2 separate regions of the Homo sapiens genome follow, and region 1 is linked to region 2. The links are chromatin contacts, found by Hi-C or POLR2A ChIA-PET in ENCODE. All regions are on one chromosome and are shown on one strand. The core of a region is the stretch at or near the end of the contact, and the rest is flanking DNA. Distances in the headings are between cores, read along the strand shown. Region 1 overlaps ARRB2 (arrestin beta 2). Region 2 overlaps LINC01996 (long intergenic non-protein coding RNA 1996).

The links. Hi-C counts contacts between places; a loop is a spot of excess contacts on that map. ChIA-PET counts read pairs that join two places held with the same protein, here RNA polymerase II (POLR2A). Pooled maps may share reads with other maps.
Region 1: POLR2A ChIA-PET joins it to region 2 with 10 read pairs in A673. The contact joins two enhancer-like sites. A Hi-C loop is called at or near these places in 2 of 50 pooled maps. POLR2A ChIA-PET finds 5 or more read pairs at or near these places in 2 of 52 experiments (A673 and activated naive CD4-positive, alpha-beta T cell).

What each region holds. Positions count from the first base shown.
Region 1 is chr17:4,718,200-4,724,049 of GRCh38, forward strand. It overlaps ARRB2 (arrestin beta 2), which reads left to right. Exons shown (of 15, transcript NM_004313.4): 9 at 62-146; 10 at 413-485; 11 at 1,084-1,221; 12 at 2,017-2,100; 13 at 2,194-2,273; 14 at 2,387-2,441; 15 at 2,747-3,298. The coding sequence ends at 2,840. Among named protein-coding and RNA genes, the nearest start is that of MED11, 10 kb to the right of the region's middle. RefSeq lists an enhancer at 53-1,252. Within about 2 kb of position 3,657, at least 13 of the 41 ENCODE cell types and tissues checked have a DNase peak (open chromatin) inside an H3K27ac peak, as active enhancers do.
Region 2 is chr17:4,615,314-4,620,346 of GRCh38, forward strand. It overlaps LINC01996 (long intergenic non-protein coding RNA 1996), which reads left to right. Exons shown (of 2, transcript NR_145431.1): 2 at 1,450-2,334. LOC105371498 (a long non-coding RNA gene) reads right to left here. Exons shown (of 3, transcript XR_001752766.3): 3 at 1,688-1,750. It also overlaps the pseudogene RNU6-955P. Among named protein-coding and RNA genes, the nearest start is that of LINC01996, 7.4 kb to the left of the region's middle. Within about 2 kb of position 2,023, at least 2 of the 41 ENCODE cell types and tissues checked have a DNase peak (open chromatin) inside an H3K27ac peak, as active enhancers do.

The DNA of each region.
Region 1 (5,850 bases), core at 2,407-4,906, 100 kb after region 2:
ACACTGATGATGGGAACAGTGAAAACCAGTTCCAATTCACATGACCCCCTCCCCCCAAAAGCTGTACTACCATGGGGAGCCCCTCAATGTAAATGTCCACGTCACCAACAACTCCACCAAGACCGTCAAGAAGATCAAAGTCTCTGGTAGGAGGTGGGGTTTGGAAGGGGGTCTTCGGGGAGGGCGTTACTGCACAGGTGGCTCCTGGTGTGATCTCAGCCCAGGCCATTTCCCAGTGCGGGAGACCCACCAGGGCTCAAAGAATTTAGGTTGTTCCATAATGATACGGGGAGCCTCGGTGTTTACTGCTTCAGTGGGGAGCATGGGGGGGCCACGCCACGGGGTCTGGAGTTGTGGTGTGGTGGTGGCTTGTGCTCCATCCAGAGCTGCCTGACCCCGTCCCACCCCACAGTGAGACAGTACGCCGACATCTGCCTCTTCAGCACCGCCCAGTACAAGTGTCCTGTGGCTCAACTCGAACAAGAGTGAGTATCGGGAGAGACCCATGTTCCAATCTAGGGGAGAAGAGCAGGATCAGGAGAATGTGAGGTGGAGGAAGAATTCTTCCTGAGCCATCTCCACCTTTTTTTTTTTTTTTGAGATGGAGTTTTTGCTCTTGTTGCCCAGCCTGGAGTGCAATGGGGCAACCTCTGCTCACTGCAACCTCCACCTCCCGGGTTCAAGCGATTCTCCTGCCTCAGCCTCCCACGTAGCTGGGACTACAGGCATGCACCACCATACCCGGCTTATTTTTAATAGAGACGAGGTTTCACCATGTTGGCCAAGCTAGTTGCGAACCCCTGACCTCAAGTGACCCACCCGTCGCGGCCTCTCAAAGTGCTGGGATTACAGGCGTGAGCCGCCGCGACCGGCCACCATCTTCACTTAAAAGGGTATTCCCTCCACAGCCAGGCTCCAGGCTGTTAATTTTCTTGAGCACGTTGAGCCAAAACCTACTCCCTTGTGACCTGTGCCCAAAGAAACAAGGGACTAGTGAGGGGGAGATGCTGCTTGGGGGTCATAGGCCGCCCCTTGCCCAGCCCAGCGCCCCTAAGCATCTTGTTCTCTTGTCCCCACCCCCAGTGACCAGGTATCTCCCAGCTCCACATTCTGTAAGGTGTACACCATAACCCCACTGCTCAGCGACAACCGGGAGAAGCGGGGTCTCGCCCTGGATGGGAAACTCAAGCACGAGGACACCAACCTGGCTTCCAGCACCATGTGAGGGTGGGGCTGGGGCGGGTCCCCTGCAGGCCAGGGGCCAGACGTCGGTTCAGTGCTCTATCCTAGTGTGCCAGGGATGTATCAGTGAACAGAAGAGACAAAAAGAACTCTTACATTCTAGGGGAGGGAGGATAGCCAAATCTGATCAGTGGTCACTGTACAGCAGGTTTAGTGACAAGTATGAAGGAGAAAAAGCCAGGCAGAGAAGGAAGGGATGGGGGGCAGTGAGGTGCGAAGGTGAATTCGGAGTAAGGACCCAGCGGAAGTAAGCAATGTGGGTGAGCAGGAAAGGAGGGTTCTGGGCAGAGAGAAAACAAAGACTCAGAGGTGGGGCAGCCTGGGGTGTTGGAGGAATGGGGAGGTGCCATCGTGCCCTCGGGCAGGAGCAGCCCTGGAGGTCCCCAGCTTCACAAAGGGCTGGATTTCACCTCTCCGGATGCCTTTGTTCAGGGTTCTCACTGCACAGCCACACACAGCAGGCCCGGAGGGCAACTTAGGGAGAAGAACTAAGTACCAGGAGAGGAGGAGGAGGTGAGGTCAGGGGCTAATGGAGAGCCAGACGGTGCAAGGCTGTTAGCGGAGAAGGACGTCAGCTTTTCCTGGAGAGGAGCCAAGGAGGCTCTGAGCAGGGAGTGCAGTGCGCACTGTACCATAACCGCACGGCCTGGGCTGCTGGGGCCCTGGGGGCCTGTGCGAGTTTGTGGTCCTGCCCAGAGTCCCCGTGGGAACCCCACGGTGGGCCAGGTGACAGGGTGATAGGCCCTGGTCTGACTCCAACACCCTCAATTGCAGCGTGAAGGAGGGTGCCAACAAGGAGGTGCTGGGAATCCTGGTGTCCTACAGGGTCAAGGTGAAGCTGGTGGTGTCTCGAGGCGGGTGAGTGTCATGGGGGAGCCTGGGTGGGGGTCACACTGGCTCTCTCTAGTCCCATGTCGTCGTCCTCTTCACGATGCCTCTCCCCTTCCCCAGGGATGTCTCTGTGGAGCTGCCTTTTGTTCTTATGCACCCCAAGCCCCACGACCACATCCCCCTCCCCAGACCCCAGTCAGGTGAGCACACTACCCACCCCAAGCCCTCAGAGGGAGGGCCTGAAGCAGGGCCAGTGGAGGAAAACTGGCCCTTCCAGCACCCACCCCCACACCCCCTCTTCCCGTCCCCCCAGCCGCTCCGGAGACAGATGTCCCTGTGGACACCAACCTCATTGAATTTGATACCAAGTAAGAAACTCATTCCCCTACTTGACCCTCTTGGGACAAAGATTCCTATAACATTCAAATCTGCCCTCATACCTCTTCCTTGCTTTTGGTGGGGAGAAGCGGATTGTAGCATCAAATCAAGATGCCTTAGCCTTGTGAGGCTGCCTCTTGCTGCCTTTTCTTTGTCCCTTCCTGTAAATACCTCTGGTCCCACTGCTGTTCGAACGCCTCTGTCCCAGAGGCCTAGCTTCGGGGAGGGCAGGGAGTGGGAGGCTGGGACAAGAGTCAGAAGCCCTCACCTCACAACCCTCTTTCCCACCACCAAGCTATGCCACAGATGATGACATTGTGTTTGAGGACTTTGCCCGGCTTCGGCTGAAGGGGATGAAGGATGACGACTATGATGATCAACTCTGCTAGGAAGCGGGGTGGGAAGAAGGGAGGGGATGGGGTTGGGAGAGGTGAGGGCAGGATTAAGATCCCCACTGTCAATGGGGGATTGTCCCAGCCCCTCTTCCCTTCCCCTCACCTGGAAGCTTCTTCAACCAATCCCTTCACACTCTCTCCCCCATCCCCCCAAGATACACACTGGACCCTCTCTTGCTGAATGTGGGCATTAATTTTTTGACTGCAGCTCTGCTTCTCCAGCCCCGCCGTGGGTGGCAAGCTGTGTTCATACCTAAATTTTCTGGAAGGGGACAGTGAAAAGAGGAGTGACAGGAGGGAAAGGGGGAGACAAAACTCCTACTCTCAACCTCACACCAACACCTCCCATTATCACTCTCTCTGCCCCCATTCCTTCAAGAGGAGACCCTTTGGGGACAAGGCCGTTTCTTTGTTTCTGAGCATAAAGAAGAAAATAAATCTTTTACTAAGCATGAGTGTGTGTTTTCTCTGTAGTGTTTAGAGAGTGTATGGTGTGCTTATCCATGATTCTGTTAGCTTGTGGGGGAGGACCCAGTCTCTCTTCTGCACCCAAAAGCCACCTGACACGGAGGCTATCAGCAAATGTTTATTGGATGACTGTGCTGTGGCTGTGTTCCAGGGTAAACATCAAAACTTGACTTAGTCCAAACTCAAGGGTGAGGCTTGATAAGGCCACAAAGTGAACTTAGTCATTTCTAGAGGTCACAGTAACTAAACTAACTCGCCTGCACACAGATGCTCACGGGAGCTAGCCAGGGCAGGCCCTTCCCTGTTGCGGCCGACGCACATGACCACCTGTGACCTGTTGTGACCGAGTCGCGTTCATTTCCACTGCTCCTTATGGCTGCTCGAGCCATCTGCTCCTGTGGCTCAGCGGTGCCACAACCGCAGGCCTCACCAGACAAGCCACGTGACGTCTCTGGAGTCTGGTACCTACATTCTAACACAGAAGCTGAGGCTTGGGCAGCAAGAACGTCATGCTGCCGTGGGCCCCTGTCCTAGGGACCACATCTTAGTGCTGTTCATGGGATATTCATCAGGGACTCCCTGAGGCTTGACCGAAGCCCCAGGCTGGGCTGGAGGGAGGTAGCATCACTCCACGAACATTTCTCACCTCCATCATCTGCTTCCACTCCTGAAGCCCAATCTTTCTCCTAAAGCTCCTTCATGCATTCCACAAACAATCTGGATTTGAGTCCCTACAAAGTACCAGGCATAGTATAGCAGTACAACAACAACAACAACAACAAAAACACATTAATTCATTCCCTTTTTTTTTTTTTTCTTTTGAGACAGAGTCTTGCTCTGTCGTCCAGGCTGGAGTGCAATGGTGCCATCTCGGCTCACTGTAACCTCCGCCTCCCAGGTACAAGTGATTCTCCTGCCTCAGCCTCCGGAGTAGCTGGGATTACAGGCGCCCGCCACAACTCCCGGCTAATTTTTGTATTTTTAGTGGAGATGGGGTTTCGCCATGTTGGTCAGGCTGTTCTCAAACTCCTCACCTCAAGTGGTCCACCCGCCTCGGCCTCCCAAAGTGCTGGGATTACAGGTGTGAGCCACCGCGCCAGGCCTCCCTAGTTATTTAACTACAATATCTTTGCTTCAGAGGAGAAGTACTGGAGCCAGGAGAACGCGTGACAGGGAGTTCTGAGCTAGGTTGGGTTTGGGGAAGATTTCCCTGAGAAAGTGACCTTTAAGCAGAGAAGTGAAAGATGAGGGGAGTTCGGGGACCGTCCAGGGATGAGCATTCTGGGCAATGGCAGTGTCGTGTGAAGGCAGGAGGAAACAACACATCTGGGACCTAAAGAGGCCAGAGAGACTGGGACAGAGACAGCCAGAGGCAAAGTAGTTCCTTCTGGCTGCTGAGCCAGATGGGGACAGCTCGCACAGGCCTTTAGTCTATGTTATGACTCGTGACTTCTAGTTAAATCGCCATTTACCCACAAGCTTTAAGTACTGCCAAAAGGCCCGTGACCTTGCTTACCCCGCCACGGCGGCAGCCTCCCCTGCAGAACCTGGACTTTCTCATGCGGAAGAACGGAAGAACCATCCCGCCTAATACCATCTCCAGCATCCCTCCGACTCCCGTGCACCTGCTCCTTGACCTCTAAGCCCAGGTATCTCAATTTTTTTTTTTTTTTTTTTGAGATGGAGTCTTGCTTTCTCACCCAGGCTGGAATGCAATGGTGCTATCTTGGCTCACTGCAACCTCTGCCTCCCAGGTTCAAGCAATTCTTCTGCCTCAGCTTCCCGAGTAACTGGGACTACAGGCACACGCCACCACGCCTGGCTAATTTTTGTATTTTTAGTAAAGACAAGGTTTCGCCATACTGGCCAGGCTGGTCTCGAACTCCTGACCTCCTGATCCGCCCACCTTGGCCCCCCAAAGTGCTGGGATTACAGGCGTGAGCCACCGCGCCTGGCCGATCTCAAATTTTTTTCAGGAGAATCAGAACCCTCGGGGTGCCATGGTAAAAATCCAGAGTTGGGCTCCACCTTTCCCGATTCTGAGTCACAAGGTCCCAAGAAGAATCCAAAAATCCGGATTTTTAATTAGTACACACTTTGAGAAACTGCCCTTTTTATTTATTTAATTAACTTATTTATTATTATCTTTTTTTGAGATGGAGTCTCACTTTGTCACCCAGGCTGGAGTGGAATGGCGCAATCTCAGCTCACTGCAACCTCCGCCTCCCGGGTTCAAGCCGTTCTCCTGCCTCAGCCTCCCGAGTAGCTGGGATTACAGGCACGTGCCACCATGCCTGGCTAATTTTTGTATTTTTATAGAGCCAAGGTCTCGCCATTGCACTCCAGCCTGGGCGACAAGAGCAAAACTCTCTCTCAATAAATAAATAAATAGTCTAATTCAATGGCATTTAGTATACTCACAATGTTGTACAACAATCCCCTCTGTCTACTTCCAAACATTTGGCTTCCTGTATTTTCAATAACAGATAAATTTTTTTAAATTGTCTTTCTTAAGGCCGGGCGCAGTGGCTCACAC
Region 2 (5,033 bases), core at 773-3,272:
TCCCAAAGTGTTGGGATTGTAGGCGTGAGCCACCACACCCAGCCAATAACTTTTTCTATATTAGAAAGATTTCTGGGCTGGGCACAGTGACTCACATCTGTAATCTCAGCAATTTGGGAGGCCAAGCTGGGAGGATTGCTTGAGTCCAGGAGTTCAAGACCAGCCTGGGCAACATAGTGAGACCCCCCCCATCTCTATAAAAAGTTTAAAAATTAGCCAAGCATAGTGGTATGCACCTGTAGTCCTAGCTACTCTGGAGGCTGAGGCAGAAGGATTGCTTCAGCCCGGGAGGGCAAGGCTGCAGTGAGCTGTAATTGCCCATTGCACTCCAGCCTGGGTAACAAAGTGAGACCCTGTCTCAAAAAAATAAATAAATAAAAGATTTCTGTATCTCTCTATCCCAGCTCTCTCCACCCACTCTGCCTGTAACCTGACCTAGCTCATGTCACTTCTCACTTGGATTAGAACAACTACCTCCTAAAACTGGTTTCCAGGCCTCACTCTTGTCCTTCTCTAATCCATTGTCCATATTGGAACTAGAATGATCTTAAAATGCACATCTGATCATGTCACCACCTCCAGTGACTGGATTCCTGTTGTCCTTGGGATAAGCAGTTTCTTAGCGGAGCACTGGGGACCACCTCCCCTGGCCGTGTGCTCTGTCCTCTTTTGCCTTCACAGCTTCTTTTCGAAGAGCTGTATGTGGTAACAGAACGAGGGGCTTTGTGAAATTACGCTGGCAGCAGAAATGAGCAGACCTGGTTTCTTAGGTCAGCTACATTGTCTCATTGTCTAAACACCATTTCCTTGGTGAGGCTTCATCAACATCCCACCATCATCTCTGTTCCCGGGGCACCGTGAACTTCATCCTGTCACTCACAGCTCCTGTTTTATCACTAGACTATAAGCTCCCTGAGGGCAGAGCATGCGCCTGCTTCCCTACTGGATCTAGCAGGTGCTCCAGCAGTACTTTTTTTTTTTTTTTTTTTTTTTGAGACGGAGTCTCACTCTGTCGACCAGGCTGGAGTGCAGTGGTGCGATCTCAGCTCACTGAGATCGGCAAGCTCCGCCTCCCGGGTTCACACCATTCTCCTGCCTCAGCCTCCCAAGTAGCTGGGACTACAGGTGCCCGCCACCACGCCCAGCTAACTTTTTTGTATTTTTAGTAGAGACAGGGTTTCACCTGTTAGCCAGGATGCTCTCAATCTCCTGACCTCGTGATCCGCCCGCCTTGGCCTCCCAAAGTGCTAGGATTATAGGCGTGAACCGCCGCACCTGGCCTCCATCAGTATTTCTTAATGGATGGCTTGTACTGTGGAGTCGACAGGTTGTTTGGTGCCAAGTAAATACAGGAGGAATGGAATGAAAGAATGAGTGGTTCAGCCCAAGCTCCTCAAGGTTAAGTGCTTACTTTCAGAATTAATCAGGTGCCATTGAATTTCTTTCCAGTGGGACCTTCTTACTCAAGATGGCTTCAATTCCAATCACCAGAGAGTTTTGAGAACCAGTGGGAGGGGTTCCTGGGCAGCGGGGCTCTGCTCCTACCGGGATTTGTTTATTCAGCTGATGTTAATAAATGAAGCTGAAGGTAACAAGCTGTCACTTAGCATCTCCAGGCTGGACCAGAACTGCCATTGGTTAAGTTTCAGACTTCAGCCCCAAAGTACAGTGTCACCACCTTGGATGAAGGATATTAATTAGTGTCATGAGGGAGATCACAGTCTCATTCCCCTCCGTCACTAGCACGAGACTGAAAAAAAAAAAGAAAATCAAATTCAGTTAGAACAGAGACGTGCTGAGAAGCTGGGCCAGAGACCCCGCGGGGAACCTGCCGTTGTTTGTCAAAAAACGAGGCCAGCGAGGAAGAAGCCAACCATGCCTCCCGCTCCACTCGCTTTGGAACCCACAGAATGTTCAACAGGGCAGCACCTTTCAGTTATTAAGACACTCAGATTCCACCCTGGTGCAGTGAAGCAAACTGGATTAACCACGCGGCACGTGGCAGAGCCACAGCGCAAACCACGGCTCCTGCTGCTGAGGAAAATACAGGCACCTCGGCCACTCTGGGCTGTGGGTTCGACGTGAGCAGCCTCAGGGCAGAGACGGATTCTGTTCATGTCTGTCCCCTCTGCCATCCCAGGTCTCAGGGGTTCTGTTCACCTGACCATGGCAGAGTTGTTTTGCCCACCTGTGAAAACCACTCCAACCATCATGGTTACCATTGCATTGCATGTTGGCAAATTTGGGGAACATCACCTTCCAGGCCACTTACAGCACTCGAATAAGGGCTTTGACAAAACACAAGCGTTATTATGAATATAATAATAATCAGCGTTAGTTGGCTGTCCTGGTGGTTTCTGGTCTGCAGAGGGTTAACAATGATGACAATAACGTTGCCTCCCGGGCTGAGTTTCTCATCTGCTCTATCAGGCCCACCCCCTACTCCGGACTGATTCTCCACATCCCAGATTCATGTCCCCCACCCCCACCACACCAAGGGCAAGAGAAAAACCCGAAGTTCTGCTCAGAACCTTGTCCCCTGCCCCCTACTCCCCTCACTGCAGTTTTCCTGTTAGCCAAGGAATTTCATTCCACAGATCTGTTTGCTTCTTTCTGTTGCTTTAGCCAGCAGGCTTACCCTGACCTGAGAAGGGTGACTAAGGGGAAATGGAGTATTTTCAGCCAGGGGCCATCACAGTTGCTGTATCAAGTATCTTTTCCAGGCAATGGATTTCATGATAGGCGTATCTTTATTCGGGAAAATTAACACACTTAATTTAGAGGGATGGACTTCCCTTCCAGGAACGTTGCCCCCCTCATCTGTCCCCCATGCCACCTGCCGGATCATCTACAGTGACAGCAACCACCATTTTTATCCTGGAGACACCATTAAACCTAAGCCAGGAGGTCTGGCTTGTAGTCTGCACTCCACTTTTGATGAACACGGGAACTCACAGAGCCAGTTTGCTCCTTTGCAATGGGCATGAGACCGGGAGGATCGGGGAGGGGGTTACTGAGCACCTGAGACTCGGGGAGCTGCAGTGGTCCTTGGTGGGAGATCCACAAGGTGAACTGATCGTGTGAATCCGAGCACTCTTTGGAGCCAGAGACACCAAGGAGAAGGCACAGAGGGGAAAGGGGACTGGGCTGGAGTATTTCCTAAAATTGTACTTGCCAGGCCGGGCGCGTTGGCTCACGCCTGTAATCCCAGCACTTTGGGAGGCCGAGGCGGTGGCTCACCTGAGGTCAGGAGTTTGAGACCAGCCTGGCCAACATGGTGAAACCCCGTCTTGACTAAAAATGCAAAAAAATTAGCCGGGCGTGGTGGCACATGCCTATAATCCCAGCTACTCAGGAGGCTGAGGCAGGAGAATCTCTTGAACCCAGAAGGCAGAGGTTGCAGTGAGGTGAGATCGCGCCATTGCACTACAGCCTGGGTGACAAGAGCAAAACTCCGTCACACACACAGACACACAAAAATTGCGTTTGCTATAGGGATGGGGCTATTTTTTATTTTTTAACTTTTTAAATTTTTGTGGGTTTTTTTTTTTTTTTTGAGATGGAGTTTTGCTCATGTCACCCAGGCTGGAGTGCAATGGCACAACCTAGGCTCACTGCAACCTCCGCCTCCCGGGTTCAAGTGATTCTCCTGCCTCGGTCTCCCAAGTAGCTGGGATTACAGGCACCCACGACCAAACCCGGCTAATTTTTTTGTATTTTTAGTAGAGATGGGGTGTCACCATGTTGGATAGGCTGGTCTTCAGCTCCTGACCTCAGATAATCCACCTGCCTCGGCCTCCCAAAGTGCTGGGATTACAGGCGTGAGCCACCACGCCTGGCCTTAATTTTTATTTTTTAACAGACAAGGTCTAGTTCTGTAGCCCAGACTGGAGAGCAGTGGTTCAATCACAGCTCACTGCAGCCTCGAACTCCTGGTCTCAAGCAATCCTCTCACTGTAGCCTCCAGAGTAGCTGGGATTACAGATGCTCACCACCATGCCCAGCAAATTATTTATTTTTATTTATTTATTTATTTATTTTGAGACAGAGTCTCGCTCTGTCACCCAGGCTGGAGTGCAGTGGCACAGTCTCACTGCAAGCTATGCCTCCCGGGTTCACGCCATTCTCCTGCCTCAGCCTCCTGAGTAGCTGGGACTACAGGCACCCCCCCACCACACCCGGCTAATTTTTTGTATTTTTTTTCACTAGAGATGGGGTTCCACTGTGTTGGCCAGGATGGTCTCGATCTCCTGACCTCGTGATCCACCCGCCTCGGCCTCCCAAAGTGCCGGGATTACAGGCGTGAGCCCCGGCGCCCGGCCTAATTTTTATTTTTTAGAGATGGGATCTCACTATGTTGCCCAGACTGGGGGCATTTTTTTTCTCTCATTTTTAAAAATTTTGAGTTAAAAAAAACTTTTTTTTTTTACATAAAAGATATATGGAACACTTCATGAATTCACGTATCACCTTTGCTCAGGGGCTGTGCTAATCTCGGCATCATTCCAATTCTAGCATATGTGCTGCTGAAGTGAGCACTATTCTATCATTTTTAACATCAATTTTATAGAAATGAAATTTACATCCTTTTAAAACAGTTATTTTACCAAGTAATACATGTACACAAATTAAAAAGTCAAATGGAGGCCAGGGACAGTGGCTCATGCCTGTAATCCCAGCACTTTGGGAAGCTGAGAGGGGAGGATCACCTGAGGTCAGGAGTTGGAGACCAGCCTGGCCAGCAGGGTGAAACACCATCTCTACTGAAAACACAAAAATTAGCCGGGCGTGGTGGCGTGGGCCTGTGGTCCCAGCTACTCAGGAGACGGAGGCATGACAATCGCTTGAACCCTGGAGGTGGAAGTTGCAGAGAGCTGAGATTGCACTACTGCACTCCAGCCTGGGCAACAGAGTGAGACCCCGTCTCAAAAAAAAAAAAAAAGTCAAATGGTACTAAAAGCCATATTGAAAAACACTGGCTGGGTGCGGTGGCTGATGCCTGTAATCCCAGCACTTTGGGAGGCCAAGGCGGG